Linked DNA regions of Homo sapiens: all the other regions are linked to region 1. The links are chromatin contacts, found by Hi-C in ENCODE. All regions are on one chromosome and are shown on one strand. The core of a region is the stretch at or near the end of the contact, and the rest is flanking DNA. Distances in the headings are between cores, read along the strand shown.

Region 1 (2,926 bases), core at 314-2,813:
CATAAGAAACTTGTATAAGGTAAATTGGCTAGAAAGTAGTGACACTTCCAACACGGACCATCATCTAATTATGATGATGATGAGGGTGATAGTTACACTGGTTAATATTGAGTGCTTACTACACACCAGGCATTGTGCTATCTACTTTATGCCGATTATTTCATTTAATTTTCAAACCTACACAAAGGCAGTAGTCTGTTCTACAGGTGAACTAACTGAGGCTCGAGGACACATATCTAGTAAACATGAGATTAAACTCCAGTGATGCCTCTAGGTCTGGGCATTTCTTTACACTGTTCTGCTTTCCTGTTCTAATGCCCATATGGTCTCCAAGACTACTGCCTCTGGGCTAAGCATTTTGTTAACTTAAGATACTTCATCTGCAAAATGGGGATAATTATACTTCATAATTCCTAATAGTAGTAAAGGTAACAATAAATTTTAAGTGATTAACAATGAAACAACCATAGCAGGACAGCATTATTATTTTTGAATTTACCTCACTAAATTGTAAATTTCATTTATGCCGTTTACCTAACGCTCCTGGACTGAGATTATCCAGGGCAGCAGTTCTTAAATTTTTTGGACTCAGGGCCTCTCTATAATGTTAAAGAATTACTGTGACCTCCAAAGAGCTTATGTTTATGTGGGTTACACCTATCACTACTGCATTGAAATGAAAACTGAGAAATGTTTAAAAACAACAAACGCAAGCTCCCTTAGCTGCCAGTGATGACGTCGTACACAAAGCGTATCCTCCAGGAAACGGTATACTAGTGAGAGAAGGAACGTGAGAAAGACAGACAAGGTGTCCGTATTATTATGAAAATTGTTCTGAGGTCATCGGGATTTCCAGAGGTCCCTAGACCACACTTTATGAGAACTGCTGCCTTAGGGTAAAGATGGGGTGCCAGGAGGTTGGCGATCAGTAGCGTCTGATGAACGAACCATGGGAGCCTGGGGTTGTTCAGATGAGGAAACCAAGAGTTAGGCCGAAATAAGCAGCGCCGGAGCTCCACTGTATTCACGGCCGCTACTGAGGCTTCCCAGCAGCCTCGGCCCTTAGCAGCTGTCCCCTCATCCGCCCCGAGGTACCCTCTTCCCTGGTCCGGTTTTTCAGGGGCCCTCTCTGGCGCTCTCCGCCAGGCTACGGGCGTCCCGGGTGCCCGGAGACAGGCCCCGCCCCGCCGCCGGTCCTCGAACTCCTGGCTGCCAGGCAACCCTGGCGCGTAGCCCGGGCGTCACTGCTCCACCCCGTCAGGCTGAACCATTCCCTTCAGAGACTTTCTCAAGAGGGAAGGAGAAAAGGGAATTTGATGGAACGCCTGAAAGCTGCTCTGCTCCCGTTTTCTCTCCTTAATTTGAACGAACACTTCTTTTCTTCTTCTAGCCAACTGTCTCCTGAAGGGAAACGCAGCGCCTCGCCTCTCCCGCCGGAATGTCCCCCACACCAGTCCAGGGCCGCGAGTGGTTCGGCTCGTCAGGCGGGGCCGCCGGTCGGCGCGGGTTGGCTCTGAGGCGGGGGCGCGCGCCCGACGTGCGCGTAGGGGGCGGGGCCGCGCGCAGAGGGCGGGGAGGTGGGCAAGATGGCGCTTGCCGAGTGATTCTCCTCGAATACCTCCTGCCGGCGCGGAGACACCGGGGCGGGGGTCCTGCCGCAACTACCTCCCTTCCTCCTCTCCCCCGCCCCCGGAGCCTTCATCCTTCCCTTCCCCCCCCACCTCGAGGGGCGGGCCTGGTTCCCGGGACACCATGTCGGACTCTGAGGAGGAGAGCCAGGACCGGCAACTGAAAATCGTCGTGCTGGGGGACGGCGCCTCCGGGAAGGTCAGTCCTCGAGCAGGCCCGCCGTCCCAGGCCTGCAGGAACCCCGGCGGTCCCCGGCCTCCTCCCCGCCGCCCGGCGTCGCCTCGTTACCCCGAGCCCTCGGGCTTCTAGGCCCGGGCCCTTCTGGTTGTGTGGCCTGAGGCCGGACACGAAGTGGGCGCTTGGTGAAGGCCGACGAGAGCTGTCCAGCTCCCCCTTAAAAAAGAGTCACTTCCTAACTCCCCGCCTGGATTGCGAACTCCTGCAAGACTCGGGCCAGCCTTTCAGCTTCCCGCCTCTCAGGACTGGCAGGGATTTGCCAAGGCATCTTAGCTCCTCTTACTTGTAGTCTGGGTCACACTTACTCCTCCCCTCCCACCCCCTTTACCGTTTCTGATGCTTCTACTGCATCGTGAGCTCCCAGGAGCGTAGCTCTGGAATCAGTATTCCCCGGGTGAGAATTGGGGCTCTGCCACTTAGTCGTCGGGTCATTGGAGGGCAAATTGCTAATCAGTTTAAGCTTCATCTGTAAGATGGGTATTGAAAAGGGCCGCCGCAAAGGGAGAAATGTGAAAATACATATTAAATGTGAAAATACACATAAAACCTTTAGAGCACAGTGTCCACTCAGTACACTCTAGTTGCTATTTTAATATCATACCTGTTCATCACCTCTGTTTCCAGCTCAGCACTCGATACAAGCAGTCAGTCAACAAGTGTTTATGGAGCTCCTGTTACGGGTAGGATGCTGAGGGTAGAGCTGCTTGCGTGACAAAAGGGATCCCCTGTTCGAATGAATGAATGCGGGCGTGAGAATATCAGGCAGCGTCAGTCTTATTATCTCCTAGGCAGGGGCTCCTACCCCAAGGCTGTGGAACTCCTGAAATGGAGTAAATACTGCCCGGTACGTGCTCTGGGGAGAGGGTCCATAAGATCTCAGAGGGGTCTATGATCCCTCCACCAGCAAATAGTGAAGAGCCTCTACCCGGATGCCTTCTTTCCCATGCTTCTGTCAAAGGCGCCAACACTTTCTGGGAATATTGCTAAAGTTTATCACCCCTGTACTCCCCTTCCTTATCCCAACCATAGTCTAAAGAAACCCAGGCTTTTATTTCCTGTT
Region 2 (2,926 bases), core at 292-2,791, 4.0 Mb before region 1:
AAATGTTTTTCTGGTAAAAAATAACAGAATACATATAAAAGGCTCAGAAGACTGCTTGGCACATTAAGTGATCAATAATGTTAGTTCACGTTCTTATTTTAACATTAAGCATGCTTTGACAAGTCAGGACTTGCGTAAATATCATTGAGTCATATTTCTGCCGTCAGTGAGGGACCTGTGTCAACTTTTGGTGTTTTGAGGGTTAAGCAATTGTTTTCAGAAAAACTCTAAGGGAAACACTTGATTCCCAACAAGCCTTTGTCTTGCTGAACAAAGGTGTGGTTAAGTGGAACTCTAGCTATTGAAGACCTGTGTTCAAATTCCCACTCTTCCAGACAAGTGTCTGTGACTCTCATGCCTCAGCTTTCTAATCTGCATAGGATTATCGTGTGGAGTAAAGTGAAATAGCACAGGCAGATCACTTAGCGCAGTGCCTTGGATATAAGGAGCACTAAATAGATGGTGCTCTCCTCTCCATCCAGCCTCCTAGCAGTTCTATTTCTGATAATGAAGCTTCTGACAACAAAATGTGCTGCTGGCTGCATCCTCTTCTCTAGTGACATATTTCTGCATGCTTTACCTGGCACAAGTTTACTGAACAAACATCTGTGTCTGCTGTGTACAAGGTTATATGTGGATGGGAAGTGACACAAAGATGTATGTAATACAGGGTTCTGCTATCAAGAAGGTTATGAGAGTGTTAGAGCTCTGGTTCTCTATCAGTGATGAATTTGCCCCTAGGAGACAACTGTTAAATCTGGAGATATTTTTGATTCTTATGAGTGAGGGGTAGGGGTTTGCTATTGATTTCTAGTATATGCAGGCCAGGGATGCTGTAAATATCCTACAGTACCCAGGGCAGCACCTGTCACAAATAATTATCTGGCCCAAAATGTCAGTAGTGCTGTAGATGAGAGGCTCTGTGTTAAAGATACAGGCCATGGGCAGAAATAACTAATATACAAGGGAGAAAATGCCAGGATCTGTGTCTGGCGATGGGTGGCATATAGTAAAAGGGCCATTTGGATTAATGGGTATAAATTTACGGTTAGATAGAAGAAATAAGACCTAGTGTGGTTTGTCTCGTCTCGGCGGTGGACTTTCAGCTCCTTGAGCGGAGCGACCTCTTCTGTTTTTTTGGCAGGTGGGAATACTTAAATCTCTATTTTGATGCACAATTAAAAATAAAAAATTGCCAAAACAGTGGTCGAAAATTGTACTATACTATATTTTACATGCTTACACTTCACAAATTAATGCTCGTAAAACACCCGCTCTCCACCCTCCTCGCCCTTAGCCCGGCTCGCTGCACGCCCCGAGGCCCAGCACTTGCTGGCGGGTGGGAGGAGGGGCTTCGCCGATGTCCCCGTCCCAGGGGCAGGGCCTGGCCGAAGTTACAGTCCCTCCGGGTGGCGGGGCGCCCCGAGCGTGGCAGCGCGCTAGGCGGCAGCAGCGGGCGCGGAGCGGGGCGCGGCCGCCGCGCGTTCCCTCTTGGCGGGGTTGGCCGGCCGGGGCGGGGCGCGGCGCTCCGGCTCGAGGCATTCGGAGCTGCGGGAGCCGGGCTGGCAGGAGCAGGATGGCGGCGGCGGCGGCTGCAGGCGAGGCGCGCCGGGTGCTGGTGTACGGCGGCAGGGGCGCTCTGGGTTCTCGATGCGTGCAGGCTTTTCGGGCCCGCAACTGGGTAATGCTGCGGGCTGGGGCTGCTGGGTCTCCGCGGGGGTGGCCGGGGGCTTTCGTGTGGAACCCGGCGGGGGGCAGTCTAGAGGAAGGTGGGGGCCCCTGTGCACCCCCTGACTCGTGTTGCTTGCACGTGCGCGCACAGGTCTACGCGTCTATTCCTGTTTCCGAGTGCGTGCGCACGCCAGTCCCAGGGCGCTGGGCCTTTGCTGTGCAAGGAGGTGCTCCGTGGGCCTCCGCCAGACCCAAAAAGTCCGGCGTGACTCGGGAGAGAATTCCAAAGGGGAGGAACGGGAGCAGGGGTGAGAGGACGGAGAGAGAGTGTAGAAGGAAGGCTCTAGAATGAGACAGCCCAGTCCCGGTTACTAGTCATGAGACCGCGTATTGATTACCTAACGCCGTAGGACCTCGGTTTCCCCATTTGTACAACGGAGATTCTGACAGTGAGAGTTGGGACGATTAGATGAGATAATTGGTGTCGTTGCACATAAATTACCTGACGCCTGGTAAAAACTGTTTAAATGCTGTCTATTAATGTTACTATTACTACCCACCCCTGTTCTTTTAGCCCCATTGGATCTGACAGTTTGAAGGCTCAGCACGGAAAAACGCTGACGGCTTCTTTGCTCTGCAAAGACTATTTCAACTACTTTGCATAGTCAGGTGTCAATTTCCAGGAGGCGGCAAGTCGGAGCAGAGCTGATACATGGCCAAAGACCCTTGACCTCAGCCGCTCAGCAGGCCTCAGCAATTTCCCGGTGGAGACACTGCCAGCGGCAGCGTTCTGGGAGCTTAGTTAGCAGCAGCAGCACAGCAGCCTGGGCAAGAGTTCCCCTGGGACCAGAAAAAGGCTTTCAGGATTTTCTTTAAAAAAAAACTATCTAATTTTTATAGATGAAGGGGGCAAAAGTACAGTTTAGTTACATGGATATGTTGTGTAGTGGTGAAGTCTGGGCTTTTAGTGTAACCATCACCCAAATAGTGTACATTTACCAAGGTTTTCTTGTTGCTCAGAATCTGGTACAGGAATATGCTTCTGAAGAATTCAGTCACACCACTCCCTTCCTGCCACCCATCTGCTCAGTGCTTGGGGACACTGATGAGGGCGCTTTCCCAGGTCTTCAGAGATGCATGGTGGTGACAGAGGCAGCACTTCTGCCAAGGGCCAGGCACTGTGTTCCCAGTACCAGAGTTCCCATAGACTCTTAATGCCCCCAATATCTTTAAGGCAGTAGATCCTGTTAGCGTC
Region 3 (2,926 bases), core at 220-2,719, 3.8 Mb after region 1:
GTTTTTGTTCTTTGAACAGGGGTGTTTTTAAAGGGTACAAGCACATCTGTGGTTCTTCTCTCAGGTCTTCCGGAGAGATTCAGGAGGCAGGGTCATGAGTCCCAGGGACTCTGGGACTCTTACCTTCTGCAAAATATCCCACAGAAGCTCAGAATCTGATGAGTCTCTTAACTTTGCTTCTAAGCTCTATGTGGAGGGAAGAGAGAGAAATCTCAAGGGTGCATTCACAGGAACATTAAACGTGCAATAGAATGTGTTGGCAAAGCGCTATGTGATCTCTCCTTGGGGACGTGGAGCCAGTTGGAAGTGGAAGCCACAGCAGCTGAAAGCCTGACCTTCAAATGTTGCAGGTGCACCTGGATGAGTCACAGGAAGAAGGCTAGAAGACTGACTCTTGGCCACATTAGTCTTGGCTACTTAGCTGCCACCCAGGTCATGGGCCAGCTCCCTGGTTGCACTGGTCAGCCAGGAATTACCAGGGCAGCCATGGCACCAAGGTTTGATGGGCTTGCCATCTGAGTTTAAGTGGAAATGCAGAATGTGCCCATACCAGCCTGGGTTACATTGTCCTCTTACAGGGGCCTCAAGCCCAGCAGCGAGCTTTGGCTCCCGAGTTAGGCAGACTGTCTCGGCTGGTATGTGACACGGGGCAAGGCACTTCATTGCTTCAGAGCTCCTTCCATGCCGTAAAAGGCCCTACAAGACCTGGTCCTAATCCCTCTCTCTGGCCTGTTCTCCCTCACCTCTTGCCCACCCTGCTCACTCCACTCCAGCCACACTGGCTGCCTTGCTGTTGTTCCTCAACCACAGCTGGCTTGTTTCCACCACAGGGACTTTGCATATCCTGTTCCCCAAGCCCTTCCCATGGCTAGCTGCTTCACCACTCAGGCCCCAGTTCAAATGCCACCTCTTTGGGGAAGGCTTCCCTGATTCCCCGACTTTGGTGACTCTTCTCCCCAGTTACTCCATTCACCATTTCCCTGTTTTATTGGCTTTAAAGCTACTCTCATCTGGTCTTTTCTTGTTTATTCATTTATTTGTTTGTTCTCTGGCTCTCCCATGCAAGCAGAGCCTCATCTGTCATGGGTACTGCTGATCCATGGTGCCGGGCTCACGAAAGGCATTTATTAAACATTTTCAGACCGAATAAAAACAGTAGCTAACACCGACATGCATTTACCATGAGCCAGGCACTGATCCACAGGCTTTTGTACTCAACTCTGACAACAACCCTAAGAGGTAGCTATCATTATATCCCCCATTTTATTAAGAAGAAAACAATAGCACAGAGAAGGGCTCAGGAGGCGGGGCCGGGGCGGGGCGTTGACTATGTCGTAGCACATGACCAGGCGGTGCTCGGACTCTGGGAGGCAGAGCTTAGGGAGGGCCGACGTGGGGAGGGGCCCAGGGTCCGGGAGGCGGGTCCGAGTCTGGGCTGCGGGCTACGCTCAGGAGGCGGGCCATGGGGGTATGGCCAGGCGCTGCTCGGGCCCTGGGAGGCGGAGCTTAGGGAGGCGCCGGTGTCGGGAGGAACCCAGGGACTGGGAGGTGGGTCGGGGCTGGGCTCAGGGGCCGAGACGGAGCTGGGCTTGGGGCGGGGCCGAGACGGAGCGAGGGGTCCAGGGTGTGGGAAACGGGGAGGGGTTTGAGGAGGGAATCGGAGTGTGGCTCACGTTCGGGAGGCGTTACCTGCGGAGGGTTTGAGGCAGGCCCAGGAGCAAGGCCATGGTCGGCCGAGGCGGGGCCAGGGGCGGGCCCTAGGAGCCGGAGCTTTGGGCGGGGCCGAGTACGGGTTTGGGGCCCGGGAGGCGGGGCCGGTTAGGGCAAGGGTCCCTGGGATCGTCGAGTCAGGCCTTGGGCCAAAGTAGACACTCTCGCAGTTCCTCCGCCTTCAGGAAGGTCTTTTTGGCAGGGGCCTTATGGGTGCGCGCTTCGGTCCTGGAGGCCTTATCCCAGCCGCCTCTCCATCAGCGCCACCCGTCTGGGGCCCGACAGGAGGGAGCTTTCCCTCTGTCCTCCAGCCTTTGGACTGTCACCAAACAAGCCATTCGTTCACCAAATACTTACTAAGCGCCTACCATGCGCCTGGCAAGGCAGATGTAACAGTGAGAAAAACTAGGTGTGGTCCAGACCCTCCAGGGTCTCAGGGGCTCGTGGAAGAAGTGGACATTGAAGTACTTATGATACAAATGAATATAAAAGTACAATAGCGATATCTGCCATGAAGGTGAGCAGACAGAGCTAGCGGGGCTTCCAGGAGGAGTTTTGATCTTGCAGGGACAGGAAGGAGGAGTTAGCTCCTGCGGGGTGGGATTAGCGGTGGTGGTGATATAGACTTGGGGACAGAGTGGAAAACAACAAAAATATAATTATTTTAGTTCAAAGTTATTGTGTCTTGAGTTGAAAGGCAGGGCAGTTAGCAACACAGTTCATATTTCAGTACTGCCCCTGAAATCTGAACTGTGTTCAAAGTCTAAAACGTTTACCTTAGCAAATGCCTCATAAAACTCCATTTGGAAGAGTCCAGAGAGCTAATTTGTTGAGTATACTTGCAGAAGGTAGATGAGGAGACAGATTAAATCTTATTACCTCTTTCAGATGAGAGGCACTTGAGCCCTGCTCAGCTATGAGAATAAGAGAGGGGAATTAATTCTAATTGAATACACTTGTTCTCTCATAGCTGTTGTTCCCCACCAGAACCAAATGAGCGCAAGATCTGACAAAGAAAAAAAAGGTTCATCTTTTATTCTCCCAAACACTTTCATTTAAATCAAGAGGGTGGGATGTGGTTATTGCTGTGCTTTTAGACAGAATCAACGGTTTCTGGGTCTGAGATATTGCATATACCCTCTCAGTCCCTGTATCCTGAGATGGAGTCACCTGAGAATCCACAGCAAGTCCTAACCAGGGATGGGTCTGCGTGGTT
Region 4 (2,926 bases), core at 285-2,784, 3.5 Mb after region 1:
CTGCTCTAGGCCCACCACTCAATGAGGAAACCAGGCTGCATAGCTGAAATCCAGTTCAAGAAACAGCCACTTCTCCCGGGGCATGCCTGACTGATTAACACACAGAAGGACGATTGCACTGAATGACTGGCGTGCTCAATACATCCCCAACCTAACTCCTGAGGGTGGTTTTCCTCTTTGGAAGTCTTGATTCCCCACTTGCTTTGAGCAGCCACATTCCCACCACCGTGCATGTCAGGGCCGGACGTTTCCACGTGCGTTTCACATTCCAGGTTCCTGGAATGTCTGCCGTACTCCACACCTTTTATTTTATTGTGTGCTTTTTACTAAACGTACTTTGCTAACTTTTCGATCTCTCTTTTGTGGACTGAGCCCTACCTTGCCTCCTGGACGTTCTGCATTCACCAAGCCTGTCCCTGGCTCTGGCCCAGACTCTGCACTGCTCTCTGCTTCTGGGAGCAAACTGTTCTAGCCAAAATTGAAGGTGCTTCTCTGGCGTCTGAGGCAACATGGCCATGTGATGAACTGATTCCCACAACCTCCTGGTGTGCATGAGGCCCTTGCCTTCTCAGTACTGTCCTTGAGCCAGCCTGGGGCTGGAATACAGGACATGTCCCCTCAGCCAGTGCTGAATGAGCAGGACAGAGTAACGACTAAGAGGCAAATTCTTTTTCTTCCAAACCCACAGCCCTCGCCTTTGTTCTAGGCTACAGGAGAGCCCACACTCATTTACAGCACGCCACTTGGGGCTGGCTGTTTTCTATTTGAGCTTCAGAATAAGTCTGCAGGACAGTCAGAGTGGGGTCAATATTCCATTTTGCAGTGGTAGAAGTTGCAGCTCAGAGAATAAAGTGACTTGCCTGAGGACACACAGTTAAAAAGTGGAGGAGTTGGCCAGACATGGTGGCTTACGCCTCTAATTCCAGCACTTTGGGAGGCTGAGGTGGGCAGATCACCTGAGGTAAGGAGGTCAAGACCAGCCTGGCCAACATGGTGAAACACAGTCTCTACTAAAAATACAAAAATCAGCCAGGCGTGGTGGCACACGCCTATAGTTCCAGCTACTTGGGAGGCTGAGGCAGGAGAATTGCTTGAACCCAGGTGCGGAGGTTGCAGTGAGCAGAGATTGCATCAGTGCACTCCAGCCCGGGCAACAGAGCAAGATTCGGTCAAAAAAAAAAAAAAAAAGTGGAAGAGTCAGGGGCAGAGCTGTATGCAGGCTTCTGAGTCAAAGTCAGCCACCTCTCCATTCTGTTCCAAGCATTAGGGAGGTATCCTAGGTTAATGGCAGTCACCCTGCTCCAGGCTTTGTTACCAGAGAAAAATAAAAAGATGCTAAGAAAAAAAAAAAAAATTCCACCCCCTGGGTGGCAATCCTGGAGAGGACAGATTTCCCTTTTTGGACTGTTTCATTGCTGTAATAACTTAGGAGCAGAGAAAAAAATGTTGCCCCGTTGCCTGTTCAGGCATGATCAAATTGCCACACTTCCTGTCAGGAACTCCCGCCCTCCTTCCAGTGGACTCTGCCTCCTCACTCACGGAAATGCCTTGGCAGAGTCTGGGGTCCCTGGACTGAGCCATCAGCTGGGTCACTGAGACCCATGGCAAGGAAACAAAATAGGAATTCCAAGGAACTGGGCCTAGTTCCCCTCACAGATGACACCAGCCACGCCGGGCCTCCAGGGCCAGGGAGGGCACTGCTGGAGTGTGACCACCTGAGGAGTGGGGTGCCAGGTGGAAGGAGAAGAAAGGTAACTACGGACAGCTTTTCTGCATGGCTGGCGGGCTGTGGGGAAGGCAGGCCTGGGTGGCAGCCGTGTGACAGTGCTCAGCCCCAGCCTGGCAGCGTGTAGCTGGGGGATCTGGGGCTTTGAGGCAGGGAGGCCTCAGTTTGAGTTGCACTTCTCCATCTGTGTGACTTTGGCATGCTCTCTCCAAGCCCCAGCTGACTGGGCCAACAGCGTCTCTGGTAGACTGGGTGTGTACATGGAATGAGGCTATGGTGGCAGGCTGCCCTGCCCCGCACTTGCATGGTGGTGTCCCTCTTCTCACCCTCCCCAGGGCATGGCACGGGCAGCAGCACCGTCGGTCAGTGGGCACCCTCTGCCCGTGCAGTGAGTGGGGAGCGGGTGGAGGGCACAGGCGGGCCACACAGGCAGGGGGCTCCGGGGAGCACAGCTGAGGCAGGAGAAGATGGCCCCCACCTGCCCTTCACCAGCCTCTGGCAGGGGCACTTCACACCAGGTGCTCCCAATCTGATGGGGTGCAGACCAGGGAGGAGTTTGTGTCCTCTAAGGTCATCGGGGCTGGGAGCAAAGAAGGCACAGAGCACAGAAACGATGCCCAGCACAGCCCAGGGGCTCAGAAGAAGTGGTATCTGTGCCGAGACTCAGAGGATAGGTTTAAAGAGAAAGAGTGATAGAGAACAGGCGTTTCATCTGAAATGTGATTCTGTTCCATCAGGGATCCCCATTCAGCTCAAGCTCCTCTCACTGCAGAAAAATATTCTGGTACTACATTTCAATTGGCAGCACCCATCCCCAAGGCTTATAAATGTTCCCTCTTGCCCCCGCATGTGATCAGCAGCCTCTACGGAGCACCTCCTCTGCAGCAGGCTCCTCAACAACATATGTGGCCAGTGCTGCTATTAAGATCCCATTTCACAGGTGGGCAAGCTGAGCCCCAGAAAAGTCAAGTCACTTGCTCAGACTCCTACAGCTGAGGGGACTGGCCCTGGAGGTAAAGCTGATATCACTTGGCTCAAAGCCCCAAAGCTCTATCTCGTGGCTGGTGGCACTAGAGGAGACAAACGAGACTGGCAGAGCAGGTAAGTGGCCATCAAGAGACCCGCATTCCCTTCCAGACGGGATTTGACTGATATGGGTCCCTGAACCATGGATCCATATGTCTTCTTCACTGTTGCACC
Region 5 (2,926 bases), core at 201-2,700, 3.3 Mb after region 1:
GTCTAATACCATTGGCTCACCCTTGAATTCTTTCCTGGATGAAGCCAAAAACCCCTTCTGGGCTAAGCCCCAATTCTGGGCCTTACCTGTCCTGTATCAGTTCTGCCATGAAGACAGGCATGTGTCTATTCATTCCAGCATTATTTTCAATATCAAAAACACAGAATCGACCTAAATGCCCACAGATGGTAGACTGGATAGAGACAATGTGGTACATATACACCGTGGAATACTATGAAGCCATAGAAAGGAATGAGGTCATGTCCTTTGCAGCAATATGGAGCTGGAAACCATTCCTCTAGATGTGCTAACACAGAAGTGAAAAAACAAATACATATGTTCTTTTTACATGGGAGGCCAAACAAGATGACCACAGATACTGGGAGGGGAACAACATACACTGAGGCCTACTTGAGGGTGGAGGATAAGAAATACCCATTGATATTACATGTATTACCCAGGTGACAATTATCTGTATACCAATCCCACAACACAGCTTACCTACAACATGTCCCGCACATGGACTCCTGGACCTAAAATAAGACCAGGAATTCTTTAAAGATTAGGAATTCTACAAATGTCAGTGTTAATTTAGTCATGATAAATGTCTATCAACTAAGCTATGTAGTATGGTTAAGCACGTTTCCTAGAAGGCTCTAGAAATGTAAAGTCTTAACAGAAAGTGCTATGTTAGTAAGTGGAACTAACGTATAGTCAGTTTGACATGTTGAAGTCAAATACACGCTGGGACAGCTGTCAGCAGTGCAGGGGTCACAGCAAAGGAGCCAGCAATCGGTCCTCCAAGGACTCACCCACAAGCAGCATGAGGGCAGGTTCTCTCAGCCTCTGCCCAGATAGGATGCTATTGGGCCACATGTAGCCTATGTGAAGTCATGAAGGCCATTCAGACCCACACTGGGCTGTACTGCATGAGGACACGATGGCTGTGGTGCAAGTCCCAGGACATAATGGTGAAAAGGATGTCCCTCAGTGACAGGGAAAGAGCCAGGACATTCAGAAGCCCCAGGAGCTCATTTAGGAAAAATATCCACATATGCACACTTTCATACAGGTTAGAGAACAGTGATGCAACACAAGGACCTCATCAGAAGAGTTCAGGAAAGCATTCCTGCCTGGAGCAGTTCATACCACGCAGGGATCGAATCAACTCTGACTACCTCGTCATGCAAACTGAGTTGCTCTTTGAAGGTGAGAATCATGAGTAAGGGAGAAGCCTATCTTAAATACACTCTAAAGCCAGTGAGATACACAGCTACTGAATTACCTAGACCTTTCCTGGCATTGTGCATCCACACAGATGGTTTGAGTCACAAGTTTTAGGCAACAAAAAGATCAAGTGACAGACATCTCTCTCCATGTCAGTGCCAAGCTGAGGTCCATTTCTCATTCTCCAGGGCATCAGCTTCCACAGCACAAATTCCATAACTGCACTCTTTTGTGTGACTCAGTTCCTGTGATGCATATAGAGGATGTAGTCTTGAATTCAGTTGGAATGAAGTGCACCCTCTACAAGATTATCTCAGCTCTCCAAGTTCTAGACACTCCTATCTACTTGCCGTTATTTACATTTATGTCTGTCCTTATATCTCCCTAAACCTTCAGGTGGGATTCTTCAAGCTAAAGATTGCCTCTAAACTTCAGAGCCAGCAAACTTGTGAATCTTAATTTGAAAGCCTCCTTGAGTGACAGTCATGAACTAGAGTGTTCTTGGTAGATAGAAGTGGAATATGCAAACTCATGGTGGTTTAAGAAGGGAAGGACATTGACAGGAAGTGAAGTCATCTAGAGACCTCAACATGAGCAGAGGAAGATAAGAGGAGCTCAGGGACTATTGTTCTGACTGCCCCAGTGATTACTCCAGCAGACACTCTGGAGCCCAGAGGCTTCCATCACACACGTCCACTGTCAGAGGAAGCTGAAAGACTTGATATCCAGCCAGCTGGGAGTGGAGTGTTAGCGGTATGGGCACTGCTACCATCATGAGTGGCTCTCAAAACAGCTGGGTTCTACATCCATTTCAATCACGAAGCAGACAACCATGAGAACCTTGGTCCCTGAAGGATCTCTGCATGCTGAGAAATTAGTGCCAATTCTTTAAGAGGAATTTCTATGACTTCTTCCTGTATCAAGGGACAAGGCATAAGAGATAAGGAAAAAAACCACAAGTGTGTCAATTCCCTGTCAGTGGTGTATAAGCCCAAAATTACCCCCTGGGTACCCAGAAACCATAACTGACCACAGCAACAGTATATTCCAACCACAGGGCTCACGGTGCATTATCACAGTCCCTGCAACAAGGTTGATGGGGGTCTGTTCCCCAGTCTACATCCCTTAACATTGTTTCAGGTTGCCACCAGGACACCAGTGAACAGGAGGCCTAGACCTTTTCCCTGAAAAGGGAACCAAACAAGGATTCTTAGGTTTAAGCCATAGGGCCAAGATCACTCAAGTATAGAAAAAGATGAAATATGTAGAGAATTCAAAGCATCATGATTCTGTTTAAGTCATTCTATGACCAAAAAAAAAAAAAAAAAAAAGCCCTATCACTGTGGTGTGGCCAAGTATTCAAACTATTTGAAGATCATAAAGCCTCGGATGTTTCTTTTGGTCATAGACTACATATAACCAAGTAACTATCAACAGTTCTCAGTTACTCAGTCTTCCCCATTGACAGGTTCACCAAAGGCTGTCCTCTCTTCCCTCTCTGGTTCTACCAAAAGCCTATGAAGGATCCAATTCTGCAGGTAGACCCTACATTTCAGTCCCCACTCTAGATCAGCCAGGACCCACGTAAGACCACTTGCATATCTATATCCACCCTACACTGGCTCCCCAGTGCTGACTAGGACTCAAGGACATGTGACTGACTTATGTCAAGAGCACATCTCTGCTGGCAGGAATACGA

Evidence for each region. A loop is a pair of places that touch in the nucleus more often than their neighbours do. Pooled maps may share reads with other maps.
Region 2: a pooled map shows a loop between it and region 1 (11-fold over the local background). The contact joins the promoter of QDPR here to the promoter of RAB28 in region 1. A Hi-C loop is called at or near these places in 10 of 50 pooled maps.
Region 3: a loop to region 1 is called in a map of CD8-positive, alpha-beta T cell, with 13 times the contacts of the local background. The contact joins the enhancer-like site here to the promoter of RAB28 in region 1. A Hi-C loop is called at or near these places in 4 of 168 maps with a recorded cell type or tissue (CD4-positive, alpha-beta memory T cell, CD8-positive, alpha-beta T cell and naive thymus-derived CD4-positive, alpha-beta T cell) and 9 of 50 pooled maps.
Region 4: a loop to region 1 is called in a pooled map, with 10 times the contacts of the local background. The contact joins the promoter of SLC2A9 here to the promoter of RAB28 in region 1. A Hi-C loop is called at or near these places in 7 of 50 pooled maps.
Region 5: a pooled map shows a loop between it and region 1 (20-fold over the local background). The contact joins the enhancer-like site here to the promoter of RAB28 in region 1. A Hi-C loop is called at or near these places in 6 of 50 pooled maps.

The regions. Positions count from the first base shown.
Region 1 is chr4:13,482,977-13,485,902 of GRCh38, reverse strand. It overlaps RAB28 (RAB28, member RAS oncogene family), which reads left to right and starts at 1,563. Exons shown (of 7, transcript NM_001017979.3): 1 at 1,563-1,827. The coding sequence starts at 1,753. LOC105374495 (a long non-coding RNA gene) reads right to left here and starts at 1,454. Exons shown (of 3, transcript XR_925413.1): 1 at 949-1,454. RefSeq lists silencers at 1,102-1,161, 1,124-1,418, 1,412-2,031 and enhancers at 1,302-1,421, 681-1,588, 1,384-1,678.
Region 2 is chr4:17,510,705-17,513,630 of GRCh38, reverse strand. QDPR (quinoid dihydropteridine reductase) reads left to right here and starts at 1,541. Exons shown (of 7, transcript NM_000320.3): 1 at 1,541-1,681. The coding sequence starts at 1,577. RefSeq lists a silencer at 1,333-1,912.
Region 3 is chr4:9,690,359-9,693,284 of GRCh38, reverse strand. It overlaps LOC124900660 (a long non-coding RNA gene), which reads right to left. Exons shown (of 5, transcript XR_007058019.1): 5 at 2,731-2,926. It also overlaps the pseudogene FAM86MP. Among named protein-coding and RNA genes, the nearest start is that of DRD5, 90 kb to the left of the region's middle. RefSeq lists enhancers at 67-576, 577-1,087 and silencers at 1,395-1,544, 1,555-1,604, 1,665-1,744. Within about 2 kb of position 1,469, at least 31 of the 41 ENCODE cell types and tissues checked have a DNase peak (open chromatin) inside an H3K27ac peak, as active enhancers do; they include CD8-positive, alpha-beta T cell, where a contact is called at or near this core.
Region 4 is chr4:10,020,105-10,023,030 of GRCh38, reverse strand. It overlaps SLC2A9 (solute carrier family 2 member 9), which reads left to right and starts at 1,534. Exons shown (of 12, transcript NM_020041.3): 1 at 1,534-1,751. The coding sequence starts at 1,602. RefSeq lists an enhancer at 1,553-2,052.
Region 5 is chr4:10,180,140-10,183,065 of GRCh38, reverse strand. No RefSeq gene overlaps it. Among named protein-coding and RNA genes, the nearest start is that of WDR1, 65 kb to the right of the region's middle. Within about 2 kb of position 1,450, at least 3 of the 41 ENCODE cell types and tissues checked have a DNase peak (open chromatin) inside an H3K27ac peak, as active enhancers do.